Linked DNA regions of Mus musculus: regions 1 and 3 are each linked to region 2. A link is a loop called in an ENCODE intact Hi-C map of the cell type or tissue named here. Cell type or tissue: left cerebral cortex. All regions are shown on one strand.

Evidence for each region. Peaks named below come from ENCODE experiments on the same cell type or tissue, not always from the same donor. Only the 100,000 strongest peaks of a DNase experiment are listed, where the experiment ranks them.
Region 1: a loop joins it to region 2, with 2.1 times the contacts of the local background. A loop is called at or near these places in 4 of 42 quality-filtered maps.
Region 3: it touches region 2 in a loop (3-fold over the local background); 5 of 42 quality-filtered maps call a loop at or near these places.

The regions. Positions count from the first base shown.
Region 1 is chr3:65,580,530-65,588,529 of GRCm38, forward strand. It overlaps Gm34924 (a long non-coding RNA gene), which reads right to left and starts at 321. Exons shown (of 3, transcript XR_375719.2): 1 at 247-321; 2 at 1-117. In left cerebral cortex, no CTCF peak of the experiment used is centred here; DNase peaks (open chromatin) are centred at 1,127, 3,996, 5,137, 5,255 and 3 more places; H3K4me3 peaks cover 682 bases; H3K27ac peaks cover 355 bases.
Region 2 is chr3:65,654,046-65,662,045 of GRCm38, forward strand. Mir8120 (microRNA 8120) reads left to right here and starts at 5,243; the gene lies at 5,243-5,381. It also overlaps a transcript of Lekr1 not described here. In left cerebral cortex, a CTCF peak has its summit at 7,874; DNase peaks (open chromatin) are centred at 4,165, 4,934 and 5,330; H3K4me3 peaks cover 1,856 bases; H3K27ac peaks cover 1,365 bases.
Region 3 is chr3:65,598,773-65,606,772 of GRCm38, forward strand. No RefSeq gene overlaps it. Among named protein-coding and RNA genes, the nearest start is that of Gm34924, 22 kb to the left of the region's middle. In left cerebral cortex, no CTCF peak of the experiment used is centred here; DNase peaks (open chromatin) are centred at 4,385 and 5,096.

The DNA of each region.
Region 1 (8,000 bases), 74 kb before region 2:
TGGAGCACAGACTTCGTTAAATCCACACTGAAGATTCAGAGGCCAAGGACCCAGGGTCTATGACCACGCCTTCTGCCACAGAAGTGAGGGTGGGAAAGCTATAATGCAGTTGTTTTTCTGTTAAAAGCAGAAATGAACAAAACAAAATGAAAACAGACCCCGAAGGAAAGAACATCTTAAATTCAGTATTGGGGGAGGGGCGGGGATGGGGACCGGGAACGGGACAGATAGAGAGTTAGAACCTACAGCCATTTCTCTGATGATCTGAGTGGCCTCCTCCACCACATTCAGGTTTTAACTTCTTTTAAAAACTGTTTGCTTGTTTGCTTGTTTGTTTGTTTGTTTGTTTCTCGTAACCATGTAGCGAAGCAGAAGGCATCATTTCTCAGAGCAAGTTTAGGTGGATCACAGGGGTTGTGTGTCTTGCCCTGGAGTGTTTGAGAGAGCGCTTCAGTAAACACAGTCTGGGCAGCACCAGTGGCCTTTTCCCTACTCTGTGCTAGCCCCAAGCTTTGTTGCTAATAAAGGACAGGAGCCACCTTTTATTCTTTTTTGTTTTTCTTAACCTTTCTGGTAGTGTCAGGGGGGAATTCCACAGTACAACGGGGAGCCAAGGGCCAGTGTCTCCTGTGAGGAGAACCCAGCAAGGTGGAAGAGCTGAAAGCATTTTCCCACCATAGGGAGTCAGGCTAACTACCTTCATTTTTCTCCATTTACAAAGAGAAAAGAAAATCCTATTCCTAAGGGCATTTGTTCTGGCTCAAGGGCATAGGTTTTTGTTTTGGTTTGGTTTGGTTTTTGGTTTTTTTTCTTTTCTGAAAGAGGAGACTGGCTCAGTAAAACAGCCCAGAGTTGCTACTTTATATAACCAAGATGGCTACCTTGGAGGAAGATGGCTTGAGAAGTCCTCCATGCCCTCTGGGAACTCTACACAGCTTTCCTTACTTAGTAGTGTCAAAAAAAAAAAAAAAAAAAAAAAAAAAAAAAAAAAAACCCGCTCAAGGTAAAAAGCTGAATGGAGATGATTTCACTGATAATATTTTAAGTGTGACAAACAGAATCAGATTGCATAACTAGTGCATTCTAAGCTGAAGCCTTGTTAGATTGCATAACATGCTGGACTAGGGAATAAAGCAGGTAGCCATGGATTCCTGGTGCTACCAAGATGTCTATAAAGCAACACCTATCTGGTAGAGCCATTTCTCAGGCCCTCTGTCTTGAGGCTTCACAGGAGCTCAGCACCCGAAGACTTCTGAAGAGCCTGCTGTCAATGGCGAGCTGCCAAAGTACTGAGTCAGACGTGACACTGCCCACAGTGCAGAGCCCGGTGGTGTTGTGACCCAGAATCCTGTCTCTTGCAGGTGCCTACAGAAATTTGTGGTGTTTATATGTTCTTTAATGGTGGCACACCCCTTTAATCCCAGCACTTGGGAGGCAGAGGCAGGTGGATTTCTGAGTTTGAGGCCAGCCTGGTCTACAAAGTGAGTTCCAGGACAGCTAGGGCTACACAGAGAAACCCTGTCTCGAAAACAAACAAACAAACAAACAAACAAACAAAAAAAGCCTCAAACAGCCCTGCAGTAGTGGCACAGACCTTTAATCCCAGCACTTGGGAGGCAGAGGCAGGCAGATTTCTGAGTTCGAGGCCAGCCTGGTCTACAGAGTAAGTTCCAGACAGCTAGGGCTACACAGAGAAACCCTGTCTCAAAAAAAAAAAAAAAAAAAAAAAAAAAAAAAGCCTCAAAAAGTCTACTGCAGGACAGCAGTTGTTGAATGTCACCTTGCAAATCCCAAGGGAGCTCTGGGTTATTTAAGGTGGTCCATTAGACGAAAACTAGTCCCAGAGCCTTAGAATGCCCTTTATGCTTGTGGCTGTGTCGACACTTGCACTGATGATGTAATAGCAATGATTAAAAAAAAAAGGTAATACCTTTGCACACAAGGAAGTAGGACCAAACTATTAATAGTCAGAGTTCTCCACTGGCACACATTGGTGACATCAACAAACAAAACCAAACAACCCAACCCCCCAACAAGGAGACTAACAAAAAACCCTGCCAAATCCATTAAAAATGTCCCTGGCAAAGCCGTGAAAATTGTTCACCTTAGCCTATAGGAGTAGAGCCTTTTTGTAATGTATATCACAGGAACCCTGCATGAGGTACATGTACTGCATGCTGATGCACACACAAAAAGCATAATATTCGTTGAGTTACAAGCTCAACTATCTGCTTTTGTCACAGATGTTAGAAACTTGGAAAAATGAGAAATAACGTTGAGAAACTATTTTCACTATTTTATTTGGGTTGAGAAAATGTGGTTTTTAAATGAAGACTGTTGCTTATATTAGCGTGAACTAATGAAGTTAAAGTTATTTTTAAAGAAAATCAAATTTGAAGCTTCTGTTTCAATGTTTTATTTTTAAATTACTTATCTTTATTGATTTTGTATTATGTGTATGCTTCTCTGTGTCTGTGTAGGTCTGTGTGTGGGTGTGTATACTTAGATACCAAGCCCGTGGAGACCAGAGAGGGCATTGGATGCCTGGAAGAAGGGCATTGAAAGAAGAGTTACCGATGGTTGTGAGCCACCATGTGGGTGCTGGGAATTGAACTAGGGTCCTCTGGAAGAGCAGTCAGTGCTCTTAACTGCTGAGCCATCTTTCCAGCCCCCTCTTTCAAATTTTAGTCTTTCTATAGACAGAATATAAACAAATGAGAGCCCTTTAGGATCCTCAGTATTTTTAAGACTGTGAAGGAGAACTGCTCAACTAGGAAATGTGATCGCTTAAAGCCACACCTAAGACTACTCTAGTGAATATTCTGACTTTGGGTTCAGATTCAAACTTTACTACATGCTACCTGTTTAATGTCATGGATCAGTTAGTTGTTCCAAACTTCTCTTCCTTCACCGCCCCCCCTCCCCAAAATGGGAATGATATTTACTGTATATATCTCCTGAAGAGATGAGAAAATATATCTGATACTCTTAATTAACATAAGACCTAGTGTCTTGTTAGGGTTTTACTGCTGTGAACAGACACTATGACCAACACAACTCTTATAAGGACTACATTTAGTTGGGGCTGGCTTATAGGTTCAGAGGTTCAGACCATTATCATCAAGGCTGGAACATAGCAGCATCCAGGCAGGCATGGTACAGGCAGAGCTGAGAGTTCTACATCTTCATCTGAAGGCTGCTAGCAGAATACTGGCTTCCAGGCAGCTAGGATGAGGGTCTTAAAGCTTACAACCACAGTGATATACTTCCAACAAGGCCACATCTACTCCAACAGGGCCATACTCTCTAATAGTGCCACTCCCTGGGCTGAGCATATACAAATCACTACACCTAGTAATAATGTTCAAATATTAGCTGACTGAATAATTGTAAGAAGTTCAGATATGAACGGATGCTTTTGGTGGCAAGGAACAGAAATAGTTTTGAAGGTTGGGAAAAGCGAAAAAAAAAAAAAAGAAAGAAAGAAATAGGAAGCAACCTCAGGGTCTACCAAGTTTAACAGAGGTCTAGAACACCAAGGTTGGCAGACTGGCTAAATAGGACTCCTCTGGGAGTTACTGGGAAATATCACTGAAATTGTAACTTGCATATGAACTGCCTGAGATGTCAAGCACATGTAAGAAGCCTCGTATCATGTACATGCTGCTAATCTATGGAGCGAGCTTGAGTAGCAAGATGGAGACCTCCCACCTCCACATTATTGATTCTGAGTCTCCCAGAGGGGGCTGGCTTTCGAACTCTGGGATCGGTAAGGTAAGGCAGCAATAATATGCACTATTGACATTCATTCATTTGCACATTCAATCAATAGGCTCCCGTGTCCTGCTAAATATTTTGCATGCTTCCTGCAGACACTATAAAGGGTCCACATTCTGTTGGACAGGAGGAGCAGGCTGACCTATTTGCTTGTGTCTTTAATGCAATGTGAGAAGATGCTCTGGTTAAGATGTGTACACAGTGTTCTGGGATCCAGGATCCAGGAGTGAGTCACTGCTGACTGAGGTTGACAAGGAAGATGCAGAGAAGAAAAGCTAAGATAGGGTGAGTGTGGGAGGGAAAGAAAGAGTCAAAAAGAGTCCAGAGCTAGACAAAAAGAGGCCTTGAGCTCTATTAAATCACACTACAGTCTGTCTGTCTTTCTTTCTTTCTTTCTCTCTCTCTCTCTCTCTCTCTCTCTCTCTCTCTCTCTCTTTCTTTTTTTTTCTGAGACAGGGTTTCTCTGTGCACCCCTGGCTGTCCTGGAACTCACTCTGTAGACCAGGCTGGCCTCGAACTCAGAAATCTGCCTGCCTCTGCCTTCCGAGTGCTGGGATTAAAGGCGTGCACCACCACCACCCGGCTCACACTTCAGTCTTGATTGCACTCAGAGAGCTTTTAAGAATACTGATGCCTATGTTACCCTAGATTGACTAAATCCTACTTTCTTGAGTGTATGTGTGTGTTTGTGAGAGAGAAAGAGAGAAACAGAGAGAGACAGAGAGACAGAGACAGAAAGAAGGAGGGAGGGAGAGGGGCAAAAGGGGGGGGGGAAGTGTAGTTGATTGAATGCTATAGGGTATCAGGATTTTAGAGCAAGCAATACCATACATAGCCTAAGTTGAGAACCAGGACTATAAATGAGCAAGTGACCGCCCAACTTATTTGCATAGAGCATGCTCTTCAGCACGGATCATGCCTATTCTTCTTAAATGCACTTTTCATGTCAATTTGATATTCAAAATCAGAATTATTTAAAAGCTTTTATGCGCCAGAGGCCATGTGATAGGCATTGGACTGTCACCCCCTGCCCCACCCAGGGGGCTGTGGGTGTAGGCAGATGAAACATGCCCTTTGTTCCCTGGACAGCTGGGTGAAAAGCTTATCCCTGTGAAGTTAAGAGCCCTGGGCAGAGGGCACCTCTTTCACAGGCCACAGGACCTTGGAGTCCCTGAAGAGAGTTGCCTGCAGAGTGTGTGCAGTGCGCATGCCTTTTCCCACCCTCCCTTACTAATGGGGGAACCGAGGGATATTTTTACTTATAAGATGAAAAGATGAACTTTCCACATCGTGACGGCTGGCAGACGAATCCTTCCAACGGAGCTCTACAGTACGATTTTGCTCTGTCTGTACTAGCTTTTTGAAGTCTGTACCCAGCTACTAAAGTGTCATAATTAGGAAGAAAAAAAATCTCTTCTCTCATGCCTCCCCACTAAAGTCCCTGCCACCATCTTCAAAGTGTCCAAATGTTGCTGTGACACGTCTGTGGTTGTTGTTCATCAAGTGTCTGAATTTCAGAGCTGTTCCAAGTCTCTAAAATATGTAGTTAAAAGGGATTCCAACCATGAGACATAAACACAACTAAAATCGGCCCTCCAGATATGTTTATGTGCAGTTCCATCCCCCAGGTTTTAGTCAATAAAATATTCAGCCATTTTTAGTGGAATGGACCAAGCACTTCCTGTAGAGGATACAAGAGAGTGGACACTACCGTTATGCAAACGCAGTGGCCGGCGGTTCCTGCTGTGGACAGACTCAGTGTAGCCTTAAAGCTTTTTTTGAGACAAGGTTTCTCTGTGTAACCCTGGTTGTCCTGGAGCTCACTCTTAATGCTTATTTTTGAGTGTGTTCTGTTTTACAACTTCCTACCCAATACACAGGAACCGAGGTACTCCTTTTCTGAATTAAAAATTTCAGGAAGCCTGGTGTGGAGGGGAGGGGTGGAATAGGGTGGGGGGGGGGGCGGATAGGGGACTCTACCATCCACTCTCCCACCTTCCCCAAGACGGTACCAGAAAGAGGCCTCCTGCGTTCGTCCAGCGACTACAAACTCGCTGGATTAGATCGCTTTCCTAGGTGATAGCCCAGGCTTTCCCCTCAATTGGATGATGAGTAATCACTTGAAAGGAAGAATTTAACACGGAGATCTTCCGCTTTAACGACAAGAACTGGGGTGTATGTAAATTACAGTCTTTCACTTCTCCGGCTGTGCAGATGTGACTCAGAATTCACACCACAGCTAATGCGGAGAGCGAGCTGGCTTCCACGTACACAAGTGTGCCAGCGTGTGGGTGGCCCAGGGCCGCCCTCCCAGGGTTTGAGTCCGCGCGTGCGTGTGTGTTCGGTGGGGGGAAGGGGATGTAGACAAAGCTGACTCCTGACAACTTACAAGAATATGTAACTAGCAAACCGTCTCAACAGCCTCAGCGGTCAAAACCTGCATTCCCTCAGCCTTAGAAAAGGACTGTGCTTAGCAAACTCAGTTGAGAGGGGCCAGCCATTCCAGTGGCTGCGGGATTCTCAGAGCAAGTGCGCCTCACCCAAGGTCCTGCTTGGAAACAAACAAGCTGGCCTTCGATCACAGGAAGGGAGTGGAACCTCCCTCAATGTGTCGGTTTTAATCTTGGTTCTGGGGGACATTAACTCCCTCTTCGTGGATCACTGATTGCTTTCAAAATACCAGGAATCATTATTTTACCTTACAGGGTTATTGTATGCTAGGACTAATTTAGCTAAGGCTTGTAGAAGCCAGTAGATGCTGAATGACCTTATTAGTTCCCCTTTAAAAAGCTCTTTAGCATCCCTGGGCAGCTGATTTGATGAGAAGTGCCTACTTACTGTGACCCTCATGTGTAGTCCTTCTTCGAACTCAACCTCCCAGGGCTTTTTAGTCCCTTTGATGAATAAGTACTGCTTCCAAATGAACCAAACAGTAAGCAGGGATGTGAATTTTGTCTGTGGGAAAAAAAGAAAATCAACCCCAGTGTTCAAGGGGGAAAAATCATGCTAATTAGAAGGGAGACAAACAGTGAGCCTTTTAGAGATGGGACAGGCGAAGGTCTGGCTTTTAAGTGTAACCTAAAGTGATGGAGATTCAAGTTGAAGAACTTGCTCATGTCCTCAAGATCCTTCCCAAGGCACTGTCACCATCCCCTTCCTTTCTCCTCTCTGCTCTTCTCTCAGTGCCAAACAGAACAGCTATAGGCATGAGCCTGTGCAAGACACATCTGTGCATCTTGGGTGGTGCAGCAAGCACAGAGTTCAGGCATGCCCCTCTCTGCTCTGCCATGGCACATTCTGCTCCTTGGAGGGAAGTAATCTCAGAATTACTATACTCCCAGAAGCCAGCCCTCAGCAAAGAGTCTCCTGGACCTCCATGCAATCTCTCTGTCTGTCTCTGGGGATACACCAGGGTGTGCCCAGCTCATTTTGCATGACGGTTTTAAAGCTGCTGTTTATGAGTGTTTTAAATTTTTTACTTAATAAAGGAACCGATGCTTTACAACTGGAGATCAGTTGCTGATTAGCATCCATTCCGCCAACGGTTGTAGCTGCTGCTCATCTTTCCGAGGTCTGTGAGCCCACAGCTGTCTCTCCTCTCCTGTGTTTTCTCTGAAGCAGTGTGTCTCTGCACTTCCCTCCAACTTTGTTTTGGCTTAGTAATTCTATCTTGCTTACACAATTGCTCAGTCTTTATCCTCCTGTTTTTGATTACCAACTGGTGTTTATTTTAAATGCAGTTACTGGCCAATTAAATAGAAATTAGCTACATTTAAAGACAGGATTCCAGCTTACTGTGCCTTTCCTTTCCTTTCCAAAAAACAAAAAACAAAAGCAAAAAAAAAAAAAAAAAAACCCCAAAACAACCTAACACTCATCTTTCTTGAGACAATTCTCAGAATAAACATTCCAAAGACAAAGACCTGTGAGGTGTCAGGGCCCCTTAGGACAGCTACCTGCTGGATCTGTAGCTAAAGGAGTACAGAAAGGATGCTCTATTTGCCCAATAGGAGCCAGAGCAAGCTAGGATGTAACAAGAGCCATTTCCTGTTGTGATTTGGTCAAACCATTTTTGATTCAAGACAGACTCTCCTACCAGAGCAATTCAGGCTATTTCATTGAACAAGAGAACAAATAAATGAATAAAACTTCCTTCTGCCTCACTTTGTTGTTCAGGCAGCTGGAATGAATCTTCCTTTCCACACGAATATTGACCACTACTT
Region 2 (8,000 bases):
TGTGTGTGTCCACAGCAACATTACACTTGAGTCTTTTATCTTTACGTTTTAGTCTTTGTAGGGAACAAGTTCAATGTTGTTATGTATTCCCTCCCATTGCTTTGGAAAACAAGCTCTTTCTTACCGAAAAGCGAAACGTTCCTCCAGTTCTTACTACATCAGGACAGAGAAAACAGTCTCAGACTGTCCTGTGGCTGGGACACAAAGCTAAAGAATTGCACTTTTGAAGATGCCTTTGTGTGGCATCATCATATTAAGGAGTTGGCGCACTAATCATAGCACCCACCATCCCATATTCAGCCAGCCAGCGGGCTAATATGCTGCAGACACTCCAGAACATTGCCTGCATAAAACAGTAGGCTGTAGACGGTTCTTATTAGAAAAATATAAACATTTACATTGGACGACGAAAATGAAATCTAAAGACAAACAAATACTTTTAAAACCAAGTAAGTAAAAAAAAAAAAAAAAAAAAAAAAAAAAAAGACAGGACAAAAAAAAAAATTAAACCATCTAAAGCAATTTAAAAGGTACCATGAGAAATATTTCATTTGGGGAAATGACTTCAGCAACTCTCAAAAAGAAGGTTTCTTCGAGACTCAGAAGTCCATTGTGTCCTGCTGTTTCAGTCCACAAGATTCTCTCCTTAGCGTCTGACTTATTTTCCTGTTAAACAGGAACTGGAATTTGAACTTTGCTCTCCAAAAGCCAAAGGCCAACTAATTTAGGAGACGACTCTCAAAATCAATGATGGTTTCTTCTACTTTCATTAGCTCTGTCTACAGTGATTAAAGGATCTGATTTCCAGATAAGCAATGATCCTGATGGCTATTTTTACAAATCACATTAATTTCGATACTCAGATCTGAGCACCGGCAGCATTCCTGAGGCAAGTCTGGATCCATGCAGCATTCCGACCTAGAGTGCTTTTCAAGTTTCCAGCGGAATCCTGTCCAGATGAGTGATGATACCTTTATTGTAGTAGCCTCAAGGTGTGGAAGTTGTTTCCTATGGCTTAGGTATAGCCCAGCCCCTCCATTTGGTTGAAACATCTGCAAATACTTTGTTCATTTCAGAGACATCCGATGGACATGCTGCCATCTGGACTACTTCCTTTTTCCTTATTGCTCACGTAAAGCATGGACGAGCTGGCAGGCACTCATCAAGAGAGAAATGGGGAAGGCCTGGGGACTATACTGCCCAGTAGTTAGTTCTGAAGGGTTTCCTCTCCCTCTTACTTAATAATTGATTCCCTTAAGCCATTATCACTCACAGGGGGGTACTGGGAAAGCAAACAATAGTAACTGTCTCTGTCCTCAAACAAGGACCAATCGACTAAAGGCTGTATTTGTCTCAACGTGATAAATTATATTTACTTGCTCTTAGCAATGAATCATATTTAAAAGCATCTTTTGTGTATGGAGTTCTACGACTGCTTTAATTCCTCCATATCTCTTATTTTCAGTAGCCACAAGGTTTATGGACTACTTCACTCAAACTCTTTGTTCTGTTTCACATTTTTAAAACTACCAAACCTTGAAAGCAACATTCTACAAAGGCTTTTGTAGATGATAACCATTAACATTTAAAACTCCATGGGAAATCAGTAGTAGTGGTTTATATCTGTAACATCTACCCTGAGGAGGCTGAGGCAGGGGAATTGCCATGAATTCAAGACTTGGGTTGTGTAGCAAGGCCTGGTTAAAAAGGTAGAGGTGGGAAGGGAGTTCTAGAGAAATGGCTCAGTGGTTAAGTAAGAGCTTTTGCTGCTCTTGCGGGGGACCAGGGTTTGGTTGCTAGCATCTTCACTGTGGTCTACAGCTCAGTTCCAAGTAGATCTGATGCTTTCTTCTGGTCTCTGTGGGCACCGGGCAAACACATGGTGCACATATGTACAAGCAGACAGACACTCATACATATAAAATAAATTAAGAAAAAAATGAAAATTCACTAAAAGCATCTCTGAGGAATCTTTGCTTGATAAGCAAACGGTGAACGGTGCGATGCACCAATCAGATCCCTTCCTGTGTTTTATTTGCTTTCGGCCTAAATGTCAAATTACAAAACCGACTCCTTAATTACCTGCGGGAACTATTTTTTTAAAAAAGATGTTAATTCAGTTGGATAATTTTATGTTCTCAGAACATGGCATTAATTCCACATATTTTATATATTTATATCATGCACATATTTTAATAAGTTACATAGAAACTCTTCTTTTATGCTAATTAAATCATGAAAAAAATCAAATTAACTGTTCCTGGAGTTGCTAAGCAATAAATTAAACTTTCAAAAAAAGTAGGAGATTTAAGGTGCATTCAGGGTGTGGCCCATCCAGAAAAGATTGCACAAGGTCCTGTTGGGGCTCATCTGTTTGTGTCTTGTTCCCACAGTTTAAAGTAATCAGGTCACTACATCCCCACACAATAGTCTCTGCCACTCATTGTTTGGACTGTGACTCAATGTCAGTAGGCTTCAGAGATGTTTGCAACAGGAAAAAGAAAATACTTTAAACTTAAGGCAAGCTCAAGGTGCAGCAGGTCATGTATCATGCACAGATAGAATCGTCCGATAGCAGATCCCACCAAGTAGTTCAGCCAAAGGATTGAGGCACACTGACTATCATTCCCCAGTGCAACGCATGGCTCAGACATTGGATTGGTAGCTAAGGCTCTTCTGGTTTGCCCTGTCATTGCTCTTTATTGAACGTTCTACACATACTGTCTTGCCTGGGCGGCAATTCATAATGAGACCTTGGAAGGTGACATCGTTCGATGCACAGCTCCATCAGCCTGGGCCCCTGCACATTTCCAGTCCTAATGCCTTCCTCCCCCTCTTTGCAGAGCAACACTATTAAATGCAATTGGGAACTAAATACAAATCAACCAGCAGAAGGAGCAGATTTGTTCCAGAGGACAAATCACTCTGCTGCAAGCCTCGAGGTGCCTTTGTTCACATTATCAAGAGAGACTTCCCTTGTCGGGAGGATGCAAAAGCACACGTCTCTGTCAGACTGGAGATCAGTTCCTATTCGCCTCCTCTCCAGGTGTCAGCATGCAATCCGTAATGTGAACAACAGTGTAGGATCCTGGCCTTAAAGTGACGACAGAGGACATTAAGAAAAATTAGGGTAGCTATGAAGAGAAGAAAGACAGATAGTATCATATGCTTTTTGTTTTGTATTTTAGATTTGACTTTGAACCCAAAGCTCCCCACCCACAGTGCAAGTGTTCCACTACTGAGTCAAATCCTTGCCCTGCTTTATAATTTTCTAAATGGAAGAGATTGGCTACAGTATCTGCTTTCTGATTCCAGTCAAAATTGGCTAACTGCATTGTCTGACGCTTCCGCTCCATTTCAGAAAGCTCCTCTCTGTTGACTGTCCTTTTCTTCTCAAAGGTCCTCTACTGAGAGCTTCAAAAGGAGACAAGATTTTTACATTTACACAAAGATGTGTGCAAGGCATTAGTATTCCTTCCGTGCTTTGCATTTCAATAGAGACCATTTACACATTGAGCAATCGGTTTTGTCTGCAAGACGCCCAACTTTAACAATCCCTCACACAGTCAGTCTCAATGGATTTAATACATTTCTAATCCTAGATACCCGGGCATGAAGCAGCAGAAAAGTATATCAGGAAGGTCTCTTTCCTTTAAGATTCTATGAATCAAAAGACTGATCAAAAACTTGACTGTAAGTCAAATATTTGATGTAATGATATATTCAGCTTCTTATTCCATAAGTCAGTGCTTGATAAACCCTATCAAATAAAATTGACATCACAGTTTTAAACATTATACTTTTTTAGTTTTTTTGAACAGTTTGTAATAATTGAATATATGCCCTCTTTCTATAAACATCTCAAAGCACCTGTGGTAGGTAAAAGTTGCCGCCGCCCTGGAATGCTGGGAGTCTAATTTACACTTTACCAGAGAGGCATGATTCACTTACTGCAGAGCTGCAATCATCAGAGGGTATCCCATACACATTCATTCATTCATTCATTCATCCAAGATTTTATTTTGATGCTGTGTGCTAGGCACTTAGGTTCGTCTTTACTGAAGTCGCATCACGTGAACTCGCATCACGTGAACGTCACATCTGCAGAAGAGTCTTTCGAAATTCCAGGTTGCGATTTTTCATGGTGTTTAATCCTACTTCATAACTGACTGACCTACCAGTGAACTGCTAGTATACTAAGAAGATGCCTGAAGTACAAAACTGCCAGATACACTACTTAGTCTATGTGTAGATGGTAGTCACATGTCTATAACATAAGGCATTCTTGACGTTTTCCTGGCGTAAATGCTAGCGTTTTAAAATGCTTAATTAGAAGTTTCCGCCACGTATTGTTGAGCCTGCTCAAGATGTTCAAGACCGTGAAAAGCTGAATGTAATGGCCTTGTTAGTTAGAAGCTGGAATTTTTTTCCAGTTCATTGTTCTTTTAAGTAATCCGTTTGTACCCATACGCTTAGCTGAATTCATAATTATTTCCTTTGCTAAACCAGGACTCCAGACTTGAGTGCATAAATTAAATTTCACGCACACATCCGAAGGACTGCTTAGCGAAATAGTATAAACAAATTAAAGGCCCCCTTTAATGATCTTTGATTTCCATGATAGTAGTCTTTGAAGTTACCTACTCGGCACAGTGGTTTTTTCAGTGTGACTAGAAAGCTGCCTAATAGAATCCCGCTTGCTAACTCTGCAGGTTGCGCTTTGTGTGGCTTTCTTCCCCCCACTGCCTCACCACTCCCTTGGAATAGTTCTGACGCCTCAGAAGGCCGGAGCCTGGAAGGGGCAGGACCACCCCAGCTCCTGCCACCCGAATCCCGTGGGGCAGCCGTGGCCACCCGGGCAGAGTCTGCGCCGGGTCGGGTGGTGGCTGCGTGACTGGCTGCACTCCCCACCCCGACGCTGTGGTTATGCAAACTGATCTCATCGCTGTTGCTCACGACACGCGCTTCCCGTCGCCTGCACGCGGCGTAACCAGATGCACGCCCCTGGGTCTCAGAGCAGCGAGCCAGAGCTGCAGATAAACCCGGCCAGGTCGCCACGACCTCCCTCGATTCCCTTTGTCATTCCTCAAGTTACCTCCATCCCGCCCCAAAGGTCACAAGGACAGAAACTTCCCCGCCCGATCCTGGTGCTCAGAGATCCTCAGCCCCTCCCCCTGCCCCCTGCACTCGCACAGCTGCCACCCTGTCCCATGTCTACAGGAGCTCCTCCGGGTTTCGGGATCCGTCCTCCCTGCCTGTTCTGTCCTTGTCGCCGACTTGCGTGTGCCTTGCAACTTCCGAGCCGGAAACTTCCTGGCCGGCTAAGGAGCAGGGCACCCCCTCCGGCTAGAGAAGGCGTCCGGAATAGGATTCCTCCGCGGATTACGCGGCGCCATCGGCACGCAAGGCCAGCCTGGGCGGCCAGGAAGCCCCGGGAGCGCACGCGAGCGGCGGCGGGAGGCCCGGGCTTGCGTGACCCGCCGGCTCCCAGCAGCACGCACTTCGTGCTGGGGGCACAGGTGCTGCAGGGCGGAGCCGCCGTCCACTTTACAACCCGGGGACCGCAGTCACGATAGGTTTGTGGGTGGGGCAGCCAGTTCACCGTGTCTTGGTGTTATCGGAACACCGGTAACCTGGGCAGTAAAACCTGCTCAGACAGATGCATTAATCCAGTCGGGAGCCGGAGCTGCTCTGTCAATAGCAATAAGCCGCAGAAACTTTCTAAGGAATGGGTTAGGCCCAGAGGCACAGTTCACAAGTCCCGAGATGTGCTGACAAAGGAAGCAGAACAAGGCAGAGGCGTTGGGATGCAAGTGTTGCTCATTGGAACAAAACTTCATTTCAGAAAACAGTCGTGATCCTTTGGTCTCATCCTTCCCAGAAGCACTCCCCCCCCCCCCCCCCCCCGTGCGCCCATTGCCATAACTGGAGAACTCTTCATTGTGATGACTCAAAAGCTCAAAGGAAATTAAGGGAACACACAGGTTTTAAGAGTGCTGAATCTAAGTAAACTCTTAGGCAAAATTATGTGACCAAAAAGTGTTTTTCATGCAGCTATTTATGGAGATTTGAAGATTTCAGAAGGAAAACATTGACACCCAGTTTAACACAAAACCACTCCATTAAACTGGAAACGTGGAAAACCTCACACCAATCTCCTTTCTGTAACTTTGACTTTGGTGAACTTGTCCCTTTATTCCCCTAGGGTAGCATTAGGGGCCTATGGTGCCCAGTCCCTCATCTCCCATCCCCTCCACACACGCGCATTACTAAGGAAGCAGGGTTCTCCTGGGCTGGCATTAAGTGAACGTAGTTAATGTTTGCCTTCTCCTGCGCACAACTGACCCCTTCCCTGGATTCTGATTCTCCTCTAGCTATGTAATTAGAAGTGTCCGTGTGTCCGGTCTTGCCTTTCCTGGTCCCAAACACTTGGTCAAGAGTTTGACCAAGTTGGCTGAAGTTGAACCAGTTGTGTCACCCAACTCCTTGCCTTAGTGATGAGGTTAAAAGGCCAGCATGTGACTCAAAGTGTGTCAAGGAAAGTTACTAAGTTACCTAGGTTGGCCTTGAACTTGTGATCCTCCCAACTCAGCCTACTTGTCCTGCAACAACCCTTCTATCAGCTGTACAATCTTGTGGTTTGAACAAGTTTATTTCACATTTTAGTATTTCTAGTTTCCTTTCTCTTGTACTTACTGTTTCAATGAGGCTCATGTAGCCCAGGCTGGCTTCTAATTTGCTGTGATTTGGACTTCCGATCTTTCTGCCTGGACAGGGATGACTCAAATGACAGACTTGTTATACTATGCCAGCTTTATGTGCTGTTGACGATCACTCAATCCCAGGGCTTTTGAATGACAGACAGGAACTTAGCTACATGCCCAGACGGTAGTATTTCCAGCCCTAAAGCTTTATAACTAAGACTCTGATGGACACCGAATGACCCTTCCAATAACTTCTTGGAGCTTCTTTATCAGAACTGGGTGGCTGATCTCATAGAAGAGCCTTGTGGAATTGACCGGAACTGAATCCATCCCTGGACTTGGGAAGCCTAAGGGGTGCTTGGGAATAGATAGGTAGAGATGAGGGTAAAGAGGTCTAGGTTCTGGAACAAAAGGAAGATGGCAGATCAAATGTCTTACTTCCATAGTTTTTGAACACTTCAAAAATTTAAATCCCTTAAAAAGTAATAAATGTGTTAATTCTTTAGCAGCAATGTTAAGGAGTGCTAGCTAGTTGCTCTATATCCTGATGAATTGGGCTACTACAATTATTTTAATAACATCGGATTGATAAGCTGAAAATGATGCTTGGCAATTTTTACTAACAGTTTCCTAGCATGTATTTACGGTGATATAACTATTTTCCTTTATGGGACAGAATTCTATGTGGCTGAGGATGGCTTCGAACTAACTGTGGAGCTGAGTATGATGCTGAACTTCTGGTCTTCTTGCCTCCACTTCCCAAGTGCTGGGATTACAGGTATGAGCCAACACATTGCCATACGTGACATTGGACCTCAGGCATGCTAGGCAAGTACTCTTCCCTACTGAGCCACAACCCCAGCTGACAATTTTGTGAACGGCATTAAGTCTTTAGTAGAGATATACAACATTAGGAAAATGACTATACCTCGTTTCCTGTAAATTTAGTAGCTATCTAAAATCAAATGTACAGATACATACTTCATCATATAAGGGAAAACAGAATCACCTCTGCCAGGCACACATCAAAATAATGTGAATTAAGGTAACTGTGGACATCTCAGAAATGAAAGGGTTTTTTGTTTGTTTGTTTGTTTGTTTGTTTTAGACGGCGTCTTGCTGTGTAGTCCAGGGTGACTTACAGCTCAAGGTTACTCTGCCTCCTAGTCCCAAGGGTCAGAACTGCAGGGTGCATTACCACTGCCAATGATGAAAGGTTTTGTTTTTTGTTATTTTTCTATGTATAAGCAACTTCCTAATTTTTGGTTTAGGGTTTTTTTTTTAAATCCATGTTTG
Region 3 (8,000 bases), 55 kb before region 2:
CCAGTTTAGGAAACTAGAGAAAGTTCTAGAACTTGCCTAGAGCTCCAAAATAGACTGTCTGACTTTAGTAACAGCGGCTCTAAGCTCCACAGTGGGCCCAGGAGATTAGAAGATAGGAATTCCTCACATATGCCTTTCTTGTTCCTTGACAAATAATCTCCTTTCCTCATGCTGTAGTGACCTCCAACCATACTATGGTTAATATAGTTAGGTCACTGCTACTTCATAGCTATTATCCATAAATGCTCTTATGAATCATAATGTAAATATCTGATGTGTAGGATATCTGATATGTGACCCCTGTGGGGTTCATGACCCACAGGTTGAGAATTGCTCTTCTAGACTGTCCTGATTCCTCCAAACTCAGAAGTTTAAAGCTAGCTTTCAAGTGCACTCGAGAATGACTGCATGGTTAAATTCACTTCTTCACCCATTGTGCTTAAGTCTCAATTAACATAACAAGAATTCTTCATTTTCACAGAAAAGGCCTATTTTAGTCAAAGTGTTTATGAACTGGGCTGAGGATGTAATTCACTCGGTAGACTGTCTGCCTAGTGTGTGTAAAGTCCTTGGTTTGATTCCCAGCACCATAAAACAATAAGGGCAGGCCCGTGATGCCAGAATTTGGGAAGGAGCAATGGGAGGATCAGAAGTTCAGACATGGAGCTAGAGGTCGGTCGGTCTGGGCTACATGAGACACTGTTTCAAAAGACCAAATATAGCATATTATATTTTTCTAACGATTTCTTTTTAAAAAAAATATGAAGCTATGTTTCACTGGGAGTAAAAATAAGGTGCTAGGTAATGTTGGATGCTTTCTGTTCAGAAACAGAGAACTGTTTATTACTTTCCTTACCTTGCGGCACCTAGAAACTGCTTCTGGTAAAAAGCACACAGCCCTCACTTGGCCCACAATGTAACTGGAAGCAGGAAGAAAACCTGGGCTTGACTTTTGCTTTGAACCTGTGACAAACTGTGATTCTTCACTTCCCTCTTAAGTCACCCTGAATTTTAGGAAGAGCAAAAACCTGGCAGGATAGATGCCCCAGCCCCCACAATTAGGACATTTACCCATTAGAGTGAAGCTGCGCCCTTAGTGATTAGCAGCTTAAGAGTTGTCTTTGTCTTAGTTAAGGTTCTGTGAAGAGACACCGTGACCACAGTAACTCTTATAAAGGAAAACATTTAATTGGGGCTGGCTTACAGTTCCAGAGGTTTAGTCCATTATCCTCATGGTGGGAAGCATGGCAGTGTGCAGGCAGACATGATGCTGGAGAAGGAGCTGAGAGTTCTACACCTTGATCCACAGGCAGCAGAAGGAGACTGTGAGCCACGCTGGGCATAGTTTGAGCGTAGGAGACCTCAAAGCCCACCCCAACAGTGACACATTTCCTTCAACAAGACCACACCTATTCCAACAAGGCCACACCTCCTAATAGTGCACTTTCCTATGGGCCTATGGGGGCCACTTTCTTTCAGACCGTGATAATTGTTTAATGGTTTATTGGCGCATCTTGCAGGACTCTTGTTAAATCTACCTGAGACCATGATGGGTCAATGATAAATGAGATGAGGCCTTGACCAAGCTGCTTGATGGTGCATATCCCTTTTGCCCCCTATTTAAACCTAAATCTCACTCTAGTACCCCCAAGATGAACTGGAGGGGGGTCACTGCCCCCTTTTATTTATTCCTTTTCCTGGTGTCATCTCATCCAATAAGCCTTCTTTCCTGTGGCTCCCTCTCTCCTCACAGTCCTTGCTTCTTTAATTAGCATATCAGTTTGGGTGCCCAAGTTTAGCTTGTTGGGGGAAACCATACTTTTGCCCTAAAAACCTCCAGTAATACTTTGAGAATTTACCTATTTCTGTTTCCTTTGTATCTTTCTTCTTTTCCTACTATGCTGGTTAGTTGTGTTTTTGTTTTTGTTGTTTTGTTTTGTTTTGTTTTGCTTTGCTTTGCTTTGCTTTGCTTTGCTTTGTTTTGTTTTTGTCAACTTTGCCTAAGCTAGAATCATCTGGAAAGAGGGAACTTTGACTGAGAAAATATTTCCGTCAGATTGGCCTGGAGACAAGTCTTTGGGGGCACTTTCTGACTAATGATTGTTGTGGGAGGGCCTAGCCCACTACAGGCATTGCCACCCCTGGGCTATGTATAAGAAAGCAGGCTGAGCAAGACATGGGCAACAAGCCAGTAAGCTGTGTGCCTTCATGTCCTCTGTTTCAATTCCTACCTCAGGTTCCTGCCTTGAATTCCTGATATAAATTCTCTCAGTGATCTAAGCTGATTCTACTTTGTAATTCTCTTATGCAGATGGAACTACATTGTATAAGTTCACTGACTTTGAAATAAATCTATCACATGAGTTTGAGCCTCATGTCCTCTCAGATTTGAGCCAGTGATGGTGATAAAAGCAACCCAACCCGACCAATCAAACCGGAGGTGAGGGTGCTGTTGGATAGTTTCCAAAAGCCTTCCTCTATGTGGTTAATTGACCCAGAGGTATTTAAGTGTCTTTGGTTCTCCTTTGAAAAAATTAAATAAGGACATATTTTGTTTTCTAGGCCACACGTATAGTCACAGAGCAGCACAGAACTATTTGTGAAGTGCTCGTAGTCCTTGTCTTTAGTGGAAGAAAGAGAACATGTGTGGCTTTTGTTTACAGCTGTGGGTCAGTGTGGAGTGTTATTGATTTGGTCAACGCTACCGTGGCTGGGCACAACTCCAACCTCCCAGCTAAGGATTGCTGGATCTTGCCAGGACTCTGCATTGAGACAGTGTGTTCCCTTCTTTTACCTGCATTTTCCTCACTGTCTGTGAGGAGAAGCACAGCTTTAACCCCACTTCAATGTGTTTACACACCCACATGCATTTTTCCATGGAGCAAGCAAGGCAAAGAACTCTAAGATCTCTCTCCCTCTTCGGACAAGTGCAGACCAACGGCCCCATCATAATGCTTATTGCTGGTGTCAGGCCGAGTCTGGCATCTCCCTAGTGAAACTAAGTAGCTCAGTGAGAATGAGACATTATCCAAAGCCTGCTTCATTCAGTAAATAGTGTAGTCTTCCTGGCTTCATTCCTTCAGTTCTGGACTTCATCATGCCATAAACCACAGGGTCTTTGTCTGCATGTTACTCTATTAGCTCCATATGTGGAGAACTCATGGAACTCACATGCAGAATGTGTGATGTCAGACCAGTTTACACGAGTCCAAATTTTGTGCAGCTGTTAGACTCAGATGTTCTCCTTCATTTTTTATGTCAGCACCATCCCAATAAACGCACTGATCTTGAGACTGAAAAGCAAAGTGAGGTCTCTGCTCTTGAATGTGTTTCAGAGCCTGAAAGGTCTGTACCACTTTTGTGTGGGTCTCACCAGAGGCTACATCAGAGTGGTGGCTTTCAGTTCTCTTGGAAGCAAAACAAAATGAGGGAGATCAGTGGAAGAGTAGGCGCAGAACGTGCGAGGACATCAGTTCTCAGGCAAATTAGAAACCATTACCTAGAATCATGTGCCCTTGGAAGGAGATCCCACCAGAGGACATCTTCAGTTCCACACAGACACAGCAGTTTCTCTAAAAGACATTGAACTGGTTTCTGACAGTGAAAGGCATTGGCTAATGAGTGTCCCTGACCCCATGGTGCTGAGACTAGCAAGCTTGTTTTGGGTTTATTTTATTGTTTATTTTAAGACAATTCACTATCTTTTATCACTACAAGGGTGGTCAAAGGTTGCCACCCAATTAAAATTACAAGGTATTAAAAGATAAGTAGCCCCCAACATTTATGTGGAATGAAGAACAACTTAAAATAGGTTTTTAAAACCTAAAACTAGGTCTACATATGCTATTTGGACTCTCCATAATGTGACTCAATGTATATAAATGCTGAGAGTTGTAGGTTTTCTGTTCTTCACTTTGGAGAGACCATGATTCTTCATGGTTGGGTAAGGAAACCAAACTTTGGGAATTTAAAGGATGGATGTGGGTGGTGGTAAGAATTGTATGGTCTTATTTTGGGACAGAAAGTAAGATTTGGCTTCACCTTTATTTCTTCTTCTGCCCTTTGTTATTACTTCAGTGACTCTGGCTGTCACTGTCTCCTTCCCTTGTGAGAGAACAGAAGAAACTTGCCATCAGTTTCCTGTCTGAAGGGGGCTTTGGCCCAAGAAGTCCTCTTATAGAATTGTCTGGCTTGCCTTTTTCTCCTCATCATGTTCTGTAGTAAAGGTTTTTGAAAGCCAGGGAAACAAAACTTCTCCAGCTTATCTCCTGAAGACAGAAAACATTCGGTTGCACCACGCTGTGAACACTTTAGGGCTTGAGTCTCATTCCAGAAGCATGGTGAGCTTCGCTACTTAAGATAGAAATTTCCCCGCTGTGTTCCTTCGGCAAGCAAACGGAAGATGTTGTGAGATCCTGAGCTCTGTGTAGACTCTAGCTTTTAATGCTCAGCGGTTGAAACTGCTACGCAAGAAGTCATTCTATTGGGTGTTTGGAAAAGATCCACTGAACAGCATCTTCCTAAATACGGTTGAAAGAAAGCAGGTTCCAAGTTAACAAGGTCAAAGCATGCTTGGAATGAGGCTTAATCAATTGTTTGGAAGCTACCACTTGCTAAACAGAAGGCTGAGGTTCACTGCATTAGTAGCTTCAAGGGTTCCTGAAACCCTCTGGATGTGATGACAGATGTTCAAGAACTTAATGCTTCTTGAGTGTGGTGCTGGTCAGATGTTGTAACTCAAGCCAGGTGAGTCATGTAGCAGCACATGACTGATAGGCAACTTCTGAACATTCTCAGCTAGGAAAAAAAAAATCTGACAATTTACAAAAAAAAAAAAAAAAAAAAAAAAAAAGAGGCCTAGTGGTACTCACAGTCATTCCACAAACACCTCACGTTGTGAAAGTTTCGGTTCTCAGTGAATGAGACCCTTGTGAATGAATGATTTTCTACTCCTGTGACTCATACTACATAAGACTATCTGTCATAGTTCTATTAACAGTCATACTGTGTTCTCTGGGATAAATATATATCCATTTAATGAGGGCATGGAGGAATGTGCAGCATTAAACAAATCTTATAGTAAAAAATACTCCTTGCCATCTGCCTGCTTTCTGGAGGTGGTTTTATTCTTATATTATTGCTGTTTCCTGTATCTTTTACTCTCAACGCCCCGCACTCTGGAAAGATTACTCATCCTTAACTTGAAATAATCCTTTAACTCTTTCACTGCCCAGCATCTTTTAAGCTTCTCCTAACTGAAGGAATGAGACACTCCACAACCAGGCACATAAAATTGAAACATACATAAGGCAATTCTCCCTTTTAAAGCCACCATTGACTTTATGCTGAAAATTACATGTCTGATAGATAACACCTCACTTACTATGAAAATAGCAATTTCAAATAGGTGATCCTAATTTTCTGTCTTTTTCTTCCAGTGTTTCAGTTCTGTATGTGTTATCCATTTTGATACCATCTGCAGCTTTTTAAAGGTTCTGGAGTTCTTAGTTCTTTATTCTTTTGTGTTGCAGGTTGGGAAATTTCTATCTGATCATCTGCAAATTCACTAGCTCCTTCCCTCACTGTTATCAGTAGATGTCCTGGAAGGCCAAACTCCTGGAATACAGGCCACCGACATCTCAGGGTGGGTCAGAAAACTCTAGGATTTCCCCTCCCCTATACTCTATCACTTCACAACAACCCTTTAATGGGTTACAATGGAAAGAAATGTAGGCGCCAGACACTGTCTGAGGGGCAGAGAGAGCCAAGGCTAAGAGAGGAGTTAGGAACAAGGGCACTAAAATATCTGAATCATTTGGAATTTATACAAGCTCTACGTGAAGTTCTGCTGTAAGCCAGATTAGTAGACATGCTCATTAAAGGCTTGTTTTACCTCAGAACCTACTATAGGTACAACCAGGTACCTGGTGTTTAGCCAGAGATTTCAGGTTATACTAAAAGAAAAGAAAAAAGAAAGGAAAAAGAAAGATACACTGTGAAGATATTCAGTAGCCACCAAAGCCAGCTTTAGATATGACATAGATGTTGGAATAACCAAAGAACTTAAAACATATTGATTAACATATCAAGGTCATTACTGGAAAAATGGACAGCATGGACCATCTGGTTAGTAATGTCATCAAAGAAAAAACTTGGGTTGGAGCAATTAAGAGCACTGGCTACCCTTATAGAGGACCCGGTTCCCAGCACCCACATGGTGGCTCACAACTATCTGAAACTCCAGTTCCAGGGGATCTGATGCCTTCTTCTGACTTTCATGGGTACCAGGCACACATGTGGCACATACACAAGAGAACACTCATATACTTTAGATAAATAGATAGATAGATAGATAGATAGATAGATAGATAGATAGATAGATAGATAGTAGATAATAACATTTTTATTAAAGGAAAAAACTACAAACAACAACAACAACAAAAAAGCCCAAAACTAAGGAGACTTTCCAATTTGATGTTGAAAGGAAATGACTCAGTAAAGTACCTACCTCACAAGCATGAAGGCCCGAGTTCAATTCCCCATATCCCAAGTTAAAAAGACAGATGCTGGAGACAGGCAGAGCCCTGTGTTGTGGGCCCGTCAGTCTAACTAAACTGATGAGTTTCAAGTTCAGTGAAAGGTCCTGTCTCAAAATATCAGATGGACAGCAGTTGAGGAAGACACTGAACCTGATCTCTGGCCTCCACATATGTATACGCACGTATACCTATATATACACGCATTACACACATAAACAAAAAAATAGTAGAAGTAATGGGTAAGTGTTTAGATATAAATGTTTGTAGCTACCTAGGGGAAACAATGAAAGTATGGATGTTAAGATGCACTTTCATCTCTAGTAAAGATGGGGGAGGGGTCTCATTTCATGGGAAGTTATCATATTGCAATTCAAGCATGTATTATTCTTGCAATTTGAAATAGTCAACACAAAGAAGGTGAGTCTTACTCATCCATGAGAGAAAGCTCTCTGGGAAAAGATCTCCTTTAGTTCTTATTTTTAGACAGTTCCGGAGTTATTGACACATTGCCTTTTTGTCTGAGTAAAAGACCTCTTGGGAATGTAGCATGGTAGGAGAGTCACCTCTCCGCTAGTGGGAAGAGTTGGATAACCTTGGCCCGTGCAAGAGTGAGGGCGGGGACTGTGTCCCATCACTCACAGCCATTTCAACGTCCACTCTGCTGGGTCCTCGGCCAAGGCTTGGTATATACTCGCTGAATTAGTAGGTTATCCGAAGGAAGTGTCAGTGGCTCTGTGAGGAATCACTGAACTGTAGGCAGTGGGGCAATCCAGCGAGTAATTGATAGGCAATTTCTCTGTTCTTAATGATTATTTTAGAATTTAAACTCCGAGGTTATTAGCCACACAGCAATGCCAAGGAAATTAACCAGACCTATCAAGAGTGTTTTCCCTGGTGGAGACTCTCTCCAAGACTGAAACAGCCGTAGACATTATTCAAGTTTCCTCTGCCTGTTCACAAAAAGAGTCAGGGAGTGACCTTAAAATTTAACCTCTTAGTTTCCATTTTTTGCATTTTAAGTAAAGCTATGTAGTGGCTGGGGCCAGAATTAAGATCACATGGGGGTTGTGATGGCCCATGGCTTATTACTACAAGCTGGGGATACGAAAGAAGAAAGGGATCAACATCTATTGAATACCTGTCTACCTCATGGGCTCCTCACTGCTCACTGAGACACTGTTAGCCCCTGAGCACAAAGTACCTCATCAGCCCCACCACAAGCTGGAAACGGTTGTCAGTATTTAATGGGTGATGAAAGTGGACTTAGCTAACTTGTCTGGGGACGCACAGCCTGAAAAATAGTAGGCCTGGGATTTGGGACAGCTGCACACACCTCCAAAACCGAAGCCTACTCTCAGGCCACTAGACTGGGGCCTGTTTGGCTTATCTAAATGCTAACATGACAGCTGTCTCAAACAGGAGACACCTACATATACATGCATTACACACATAAATGAAAAA